Linked DNA regions of Mus musculus: region 2 is linked to region 1. A link is a loop called in an ENCODE intact Hi-C map of the cell type or tissue named here. Cell type or tissue: left cerebral cortex. All regions are shown on one strand.

Region 1 (4,000 bases):
GCGAGGTGGTGGGGCCCAAGGTGCGCAAGTGCCTGGCCAACGGCTCCTGGACGGATATGGACACACCCAGTCGCTGTGGTGAGTAGCCTGGGAAGCCACCCACCATCCCTGCCCCCTTCCTTCAGGCCCTTCCATTCTCAGTTGCAGACCATCCTTAGTTGTTTTGCAAGTCAGCAATTTAAATCCAGTGGAACCAAATTCACAAATACGTTTAATGAATGAGTACTATGTAGGAGGAGGGGTGTTGCTGTGAGCAGCTAGTGGGAGGAAGCAAGCTAAGCAGCCAGCACATTCACTTCATCGTCTTCATGAGGATACTGATCATTGGGTGAAATAACTTTGATTTTTCATCTGAGTTATCCTTTGAGGTTCATTAATGAGAGATTATTTTTTAAGTTATAAGACGATTTCATTACATTTTCTGACACCTTTGTCTCCCACTCAATGACCATATAAGCCAGTTTAGTAGTAGTATAGACCAGCCATAATAAGAAAAGCAAATCTGGTCTTGCATCCAGGTTTACGTCCATCCACACATTTCAAAGGCAGAAGAGTACCCACTTTACTGTGCTGTTGAGCAGTATCTGTTTTGTGTGCTTATAGCTCCATCTTGAGTTCCTACAATAGAAATGCTATTTTTTTTTTCTGATAGGAATGTGAATACTGGGGGGGGGGGTAGGGCTGGGGAGAACGGGGAGGTAGGGAGGCACAGACATTGCACACCTGATTTCCTGTGGAGCAGGATGCTTGTGAACCCAGACCCAAACCTAATTCTCTGTACTCCCTAGGGGAAGGATCCTCTACAACTTGCCTTTTTTCTTATTTTCCTGTCTCTCCACAGTCCGAATCTGCTCCAAGTCTTATTTGACCCTGGAAAATGGGAAGGTTTTCCTGACGGGTGGGGACCTCCCAGCTCTGGATGGAGCCCGGGTGGATTTCCGATGTGACCCCGACTTCCATCTGGTGGGCAGCTCCCGGAGCATCTGTAGTCAGGGCCAGTGGAGCACCCCCAAGCCCCACTGCCAGGGTGAGGGGAACAGCTGCCTGCCTGCAGCTGATGAGGGTGCCTGCCCTAGAATGGGAGTGGGGTGGGAGTGGGTAGAGGGAATGGATGGTTGCTATGAAGAATGTCGGGGAGGAGTTTGGGAGGATGCAGGTGAAACCTATCTTTACACCACCCACCTGCCTCAGACTTGGTTCCACGGTCCTTTCTGTTGGGCTTCCCCCCACCCTCCTTTCCTTTAGTGTGTTCTTCCTGATTTCAAATCTTGGACCTTTTTTATTTTTCCTTCATTAATCTCAACTCCGCCCCCCTCAGCTTCTTAAAGTTAAAAAACTGCTCTCCCCACCTCCCTGGAAAAAACTACCCTCCCCCCCCACCCCCCGTAGACTTAGAACATCCTCTGTATCACTCTTCTAGGACTGGTCCTTTGCTATTCACTCTATAATGGAATTGCTGTAAATATTCAGAATTAAATCATACATTACATTTAGAAAAAGTCGGTGAGATATGGGATTGGAAACATGGAAAAAGCAAAAAAATTGGGGCAGAATGACCAGAACAGTGATAATTCAAGGGCAGATGGAAGAAGACTGAGTCTTGTGTATACTTTAACAATCTTGATCATTCCTTGAGGGAATAATTGATTGCTTTTGTGTTTGCTACCCCCTTGCTTGCCTCTTTGCTGTCTTTTCTGCAAACGTCTCCCTTTTCTGGGCACCCAAACTCTTGTATATATATACTCTTCTCTCCTGGAATGAATTAAGCTTCAGGGTTCTTCATTTTGACTAAGTCCTTATTTTGAGCTCTTAAGACTGTGTGCATATGCTAACCAACCTTTGGAGAACTTACTAAACTAAGGTATTTAAACAGCACTTATTTAAAACCAATTGTTTTGTAATTTGTCTTCTTAAAGAGATCATAGGTTTATATATACGTATATAATATTCAAGCTCTACAAAACTCAGCTGCACCCGACCCCCTTTACTTGCTGGAACAAATTCTGTTGTCCTTTGAATAATTGAAGAAAACACGAGTCCTGACCCCTAGCCCCGCCTTGCTCTTATCCTCAGGCACCCTTCCCTCATCGCAGTCTCCGCTCCGCATGAACAGGTGTGGGAGGGGGCTGGGGATCAGGCCTGGGAAGCTGGGCGCCCCTGGTAACTCTTCTCTGATCCCCGTCTTTCCTGCTGCCAGTGAATCGAACGCCACACTCAGGTGAGATCAGAAACCCTTCCGCGTGCACTGCCGCCCCCATCCCCTCACTCTTCACCCTCCACCAGCAGGATATCTTTGCTTAGGTTGTGGGTGTCCTGTTACTCATGTCCCACCACCCATTCTAGTTTGAGGCCGGGCCCTCCTCTCCTACCTGTTTCTTGCCGCCAAATCGCGGTTTTCCGCGGGTCGCGCTCCCTCCCACTTCCCTGCTTGGCCACGCTCCTCCGGGTCGCGCTCCTCTCGGACTCAGCTTTCTAGCGCGAAGCCCGGTAGGGGGCAGCCGCGCGCCGGAGGATCCCAGATCTCTCCTTCGTGGGGTTCCTTCAGACCTCGGGGACCTACTCTTGCCACCCCCTACCCAGGTTTTACCTGCGAGGTTCCGTCGACCCTGTTCACTGGTCCCACCCATGCGAGCCTCGCATCCTCTGTAGACCCTTTCTCCCATCACCTTTCTTCCAGCCTTCCCTCAACTACACTATCCTTCTCCTAAGCTGCACTTCTCCATACCAGTTCTCCCCTTCTGCAAAGCCTTTCCCATCGCTCTCGCTCTTCCTACCCTTAGTTCCTCGCTCCATCTTCCCATATCCCCCTTTCAGAACTGTCACCTTCCTCTCCTAACCTACCCACCCTCGCTTCCCCTCTTTGCTCTGTGCTTATCCTCTCTCCTTCCAAATCCTTATCCTCTCCTCTAGTCTCCTTAGGCAGAGACCCTTCCCTTCCTTGCGCTCTCCCTCTTCTCCCCTCCCCTTCGGGCCTCGGCACTGGCTCCTATCCCCGCCTCCAGCCCGTGACGTCAAGCCCCCCTCCTAGCTCCTTTTCTCCCTCCTCCCTTCTGTCGGTCGGTCAGTCGGCGAGGAGAGTCCGCGGTGGCGGGAGCGAGCGTCTCTTGGCCCTAGGAAGCCCACGTCTCTGCCTTCCCCGGGCTCTGGCCCCTCCTCCCCAATGAGACCGGGGATGGAGGCGCCTCCCCGACGCCCTCCCAGAAGCCTTCCCCAGAAGAAGTGTCCCCCCTGAGCTGCCCCCACCCCAAGGAGGCCGCCCCCGCCCCTCCTCGCCATGGGCCCGGGGGGACCCTGTACCCCGGTGGGGTGGCCGCTGCCTCTTCTGCTGGTGATGGCGGCTGGGGTGGCTCCGGTGTGGGCCTCTCACTCCCCTCATCTCCCGCGGCCTCACCCGAGGGTCCCCCCGCACCCCTCCTCAGAACGGCGTGCAGTATACATCGGGGCGCTGTTTCCCATGAGCGGGGGCTGGCCGGGGGGCCAGGCCTGCCAGCCTGCGGTGGAGATGGCGCTGGAGGACGTTAACAGCCGCAGAGACATCCTGCCGGACTACGAGCTCAAGCTTATCCACCACGACAGCAAGGTAGTCGGGGTGAGGGACAGCGTGGCCGGGGTGGTGGGAGGCGAGGGCTATGGATCCTCTTTGGGACTGTGAAGCAGACCCCTCCCGAGAGTGACTGGTTGGAGACGCACAGGAGGTGCGGGAGCTTTGGGATATCTCAGTGGCTCTGAAGGCCGACTCTCTTGAAGGCAGTAGGAGATTCACAGAAGTGGTGGGGGTCTTAGGTGCTGATCCTCTAAAGTAAGCTATCCCTGGCCAGGGTTGGGGGCTGGAAGGGACGTCAGAGGTGGGCAGCTGGCTCAGGGGTTTACATTTACCATGGTAACAAGGTAAATCTTGGCGTAGGTTGGGGCTGAAAGGAATATGGAGAGAAGGGGGGAAGGATTTAGAGAGGCAAGAGGGCTCTACTTTATCTGTCAAAACAAACAGCAAGGTAAAGCT
Region 2 (4,000 bases), 770 kb before region 1:
GAAGGGATTTCTGATGCACTTTTTCAGCTTTCCCTAGACTTTGGGCAGGGGTGTGCCTAACGGTAATGCCAACCATTGTAATGATTTCCTCATATTTAATGTTGCTTTCAAGCCCTCAGATTGGTGAACCAGGTCACATTTCCACGCTGGTCTCTTCTCCAACCACAGCAGCTTCTCATGGTTGAATCCCTAATTGCTGAGAGGTTGTAAGGCTTAGTTTCTGGTATATCATGTGCAAAGCTCTTAGATTTCAGTAAGTATATGGTAGGGTGTGTTTCAGCTCTTCTGGAAAGAAGAGGCAAAGCCAGGTGAGATCAGTGGCAGGGACAGCGTGAAATGGTGGTGCGGAGGAAGCAGAGAGATAGGATATATTTGGTTAGTGTCCAAACAGATATCAGGTCCTGGAATCTCAGCTTTGGTCCCTTGATGTTCCTTTCCCTCTAGTTAAATAAGGGCCTCTCGGTAATTTCAGTGGTCTTTGGGCAACACATGTTAATATATCCTAGACAACTTCCTCTGTTTTGGCCAAGAAAGTACTTCAGGATGTGTGTGCATTTTATAGGGTGCTACTCTGTCCTGTTTAACAATAGCTTGCTTCTCCATCCTAATTGACCACTTAGCTGTCAGTTTTTCTAGCACTTAATCCATCTGAAAGAAATACATCTAATGTAAAGACGTGACCATGTAAATTGCTGTTTAGCAGCCTTTAGTGACTGCTTTATCCAAATATGTGCAAATACAGGCTCTTTCATCATTCAGGTTAATGAGCTGCCACGTTTCCTGCCATGGTGAGGAGTCCAGGTGCAGCTTTAGATTTTTCTCGTTACACTTGATTGTTGATCTCACTGGACTGCCCCATGTGTCTGAGTACCAGGATGCTTGTGAGTTGTTAAAAGGACCCAGGTCTCTCCCTAAGTCCAGTCCCAACTGTTAGGCATTTGAATTCCAGAATGCCTGTTGAGCAGTCTTTAGAGGAGACACTTCAGGGCCTGGGAATCCTGTTCTATGCCCTTGTTACTGTAGGAGACCATCAGGAGACCAGCAGGATCCAGACCAACCTTGTCACAAACATGGGCTCTCTCACTTGACAGCTGACTTTCAGCAGGTTGTAGTGACATCCTTGTGATTGCTGTGCACAGGAAAGCTGTGACTCCTGCTTTCCGTGCCTTCTGGATGTGGCACTGGAATGAGGCAGTCTGCTTTGGTGTGGGCTCTAATCCCAATGCTGACACTGGAGCACAGGGCTCTGTCCTTGTTCTTTGTATCTCTGTAGCCATCACTCCCTTGGTGCCCTTATCACTTCCTTAGGTCTAATACCTTTCATATGTGTCCCACCCAGATCCATTTCTCCAGCCCAGACATTGTTCCTAAGTGTCCCTCTGCCAACCTCCCACCTAAGCAAAATATTAGTGGACATTTCAGCTCAGTATCTCCTAAACTGTCTGCCACATCCCTTCCTCACATATGCCATTGGCAGTCTTTCCTTTTTTCCTGGTGGCATCTCTATCATTTTTCTGGCACAGTCTGCATCCCTGTATAATTCCTTCCTTGTGCTTTGATAGAGCTCATTAGGAAGAGCTCTAGGTCCATCTACAGACCAGGTCCACATTATTTCCAGCATCTCCACTGCTTTTGCTGGGAGGAGGGACTGACATTTCTTTTTTTTTTTTTTTAAAGGTTTATTTATTTATTATATGTAAGTACACTGTAGCTGTCTTCAGACACTCCAGAAGAGGGCGCCAGATCTCGTTATGGATGGTTGTGAGCCACCATGTGGTTGCTGGGAATTGAACTCCAGACCTTTGGAAGAGCAGTCAGTGCTCTTAACTGCTGAGCCATCTCTCCAGCCCCGGGACTGACATTTCTATCCTTGTGGAATTTACTGCAGTGTCACAGTTCTCTTCTTAGGATATAACCAGGATAATCCTTTATACAGTAAAGTTGTTCAGGCTAGAGAGATGGCTCAGAGGTTGAATATACTGACTGTGCTTCCAGGGGTCCTGAGTTCAATTCCCAGCAACCACATGGTGGCCAACAGCCATCTGTAATGTGATCTTGGTGCCCTCTTCTGGCGTGCAGGCAGAACACTGCACATGATAAATAAATAAATAATTATATTTTTTTAAAAGAGCTAATAGAATTTAATGCTTGGGAAAAAAAGTTGTTCTGTGTTTTGCTCAAAATTCCCTCCCTCAAAGGGTTAATTCCCCCCCACCCCCCAAGTCAGGGTTTCTCTGTGTAGCTCTGGCTGTCCTGGAACTTATTCTATAGACTAGGCTGGCCTCAAACTCAGAAATTCGCCTGCCTCTGCCTCCCAAGTGCTGGGATTAAAGGTGTGCCCCTTCCCTCAAAGAAAGAAAGCTAGTAACCCCTGTCTGCCCTATGATGTCAATAACTACCTCCTGGGCATAATTTATAATCAAATGAATTACACTACTTATCTATTTCTTCCTGTTATACAGGTTGAATATGTTGTTGCTAAAATTTTTTTCTTTCTTTTTTTTTTTTTTTTTTGACTCAGGATCTTTTTATTTCATAAAAGAAAAAAAAAAAGAGAACCCAGCCACAATAATATCGATTATAACTTCAAAATCTCCCTTTCTTAAAAAAATGGTAATAAATTTAGATTTAAAGGGACATAAATTCGGAGATATATTTAGTTCACCTTCTCACCATGAATTTCAAATAAGATGGTGATCTTTTTTTTTTTTTTAAATTGGGTATTTATTTCATTTACATTTCCAATGCTATCCCAAAAGTCCCCCACACGCTCCCCACCATTGCTAAAATTTCTAATCGCCAGAGGCTTTAGTGAGTTGTAATCTTTCTGGTAGGAGTTCTTGCTTTGATGTTGATAGTTGCTGATCAAAGTGTGTCTGCTTAAAGTTGGGGTAGCTGTGGCCTTTGATTGAAACTGGGTCTCATTTTGTAGCCCAGGCTAGCCTCAAGTTCAGGATTCTCCTCTTAGACTTTCCAAGGTCTGGGGCTGTACTACTGTGACAAGCTAGGTGATAGAAGTAGACAAGACAGAATAATGTTGCTACATTAACTAAGTCTTCATTTCACAAAAGATTTCTCCTTAACAGAGCTAGGTATGGTGGTGCATATCTATAATCCCAGCAATCAAGATGCTGAGGCTGGAGGGTTGCTGTGAAGTCAGCTTGGGCTACATAACAAGGCTTTTCTTTTATCCCCATCACACCCCTCACCTCCATGGTGTGTAATGGTGTTTAGTGTCCTTTTACCCACAGCCTTACTCATTCTGGAGGCAGTGATGGAGTTCTCCAGAGATTCATAATTGGTTAGGTCCCTGAGAACATTTTTGTTTGTTTGTTTTTGAAACAGGGTTTCTCTGTGTAGCCCTGGCTGTCCTGGAACTCACTTTGTAGACCAGGCTGGCCTCAAACTCAGAAATCCACCTGCCTCTGCCTCCCAAGTGCTGGGATTAAAGGTGTGGACCACCACGCCTGGCTCTGAGAACAATTTTATTGTGGCATCACAATGCTTAGCCATAGAGCATTGAAGTTGCATATCTATCACACCCAAGGCTTAGAGACATCACCCAGCTTGCACAAAGAGAAGGAAAGAGCCAGATGGAGTAGGGTTTTGTATAGGTATGGAACGTTCTCTTCTGGAGAGAGGCCACTAGAAGCTCTTGAAACTGTCAAGATTTACAAAAGACTTCCCCAAAGATTACATAAGCTGTCAGACTTGCTGGGGAGAAGAGAATCTCCAGCCAGCCACATTGCCGGTTGTTTGGGTGGGAATGATAAGGATTCGGCTTGTGCTGGGGTGGAGTTTTCAGGGATGCTTTTGCCTTTGAGCCATCCATGGTTCTGTAAGTAACCCTCAACAATACTGTGAACACCCAAGCAAACTCACTGGTTCAGTGCGCTGCATTTCCAATCGAAAGCGGTTGGCTGCACTGTAACACTGAGCTGATATTGCACCAATGGGATCATCTTTTGTCTTTCTTGAACGAATAGATGCCCAATCTAGA

The links. Peaks named below come from ENCODE experiments on the same cell type or tissue, not always from the same donor. Only the 100,000 strongest peaks of a DNase experiment are listed, where the experiment ranks them.
Region 2: it touches region 1 in a loop (2.6-fold over the local background); 1 of 42 quality-filtered maps calls a loop at or near these places.

The regions. Positions count from the first base shown.
Region 1 is chr17:37,047,580-37,051,579 of GRCm38, forward strand. It overlaps Gabbr1 (gamma-aminobutyric acid (GABA) B receptor, 1), which reads left to right. Exons shown (of 23, transcript NM_019439.3): 3 at 1-78; 4 at 842-1,027; 5 at 2,198-2,218; 6 at 3,420-3,580. Among named protein-coding and RNA genes, the nearest start is that of Gabbr1, 3.6 kb to the left of the region's middle. In left cerebral cortex, CTCF peaks have their summits at 599 and 2,469 (motif pointing right); DNase peaks (open chromatin) are centred at 119, 230, 530, 977 and 3 more places; H3K4me3 peaks cover 3,625 bases; H3K27ac peaks cover 2,811 bases.
Region 2 is chr17:36,275,340-36,279,339 of GRCm38, forward strand. No RefSeq gene overlaps it. Among named protein-coding and RNA genes, the nearest start is that of Trim39, 5.9 kb to the left of the region's middle. In left cerebral cortex, a CTCF peak has its summit at 1,863; no DNase peak of the experiment used is centred here.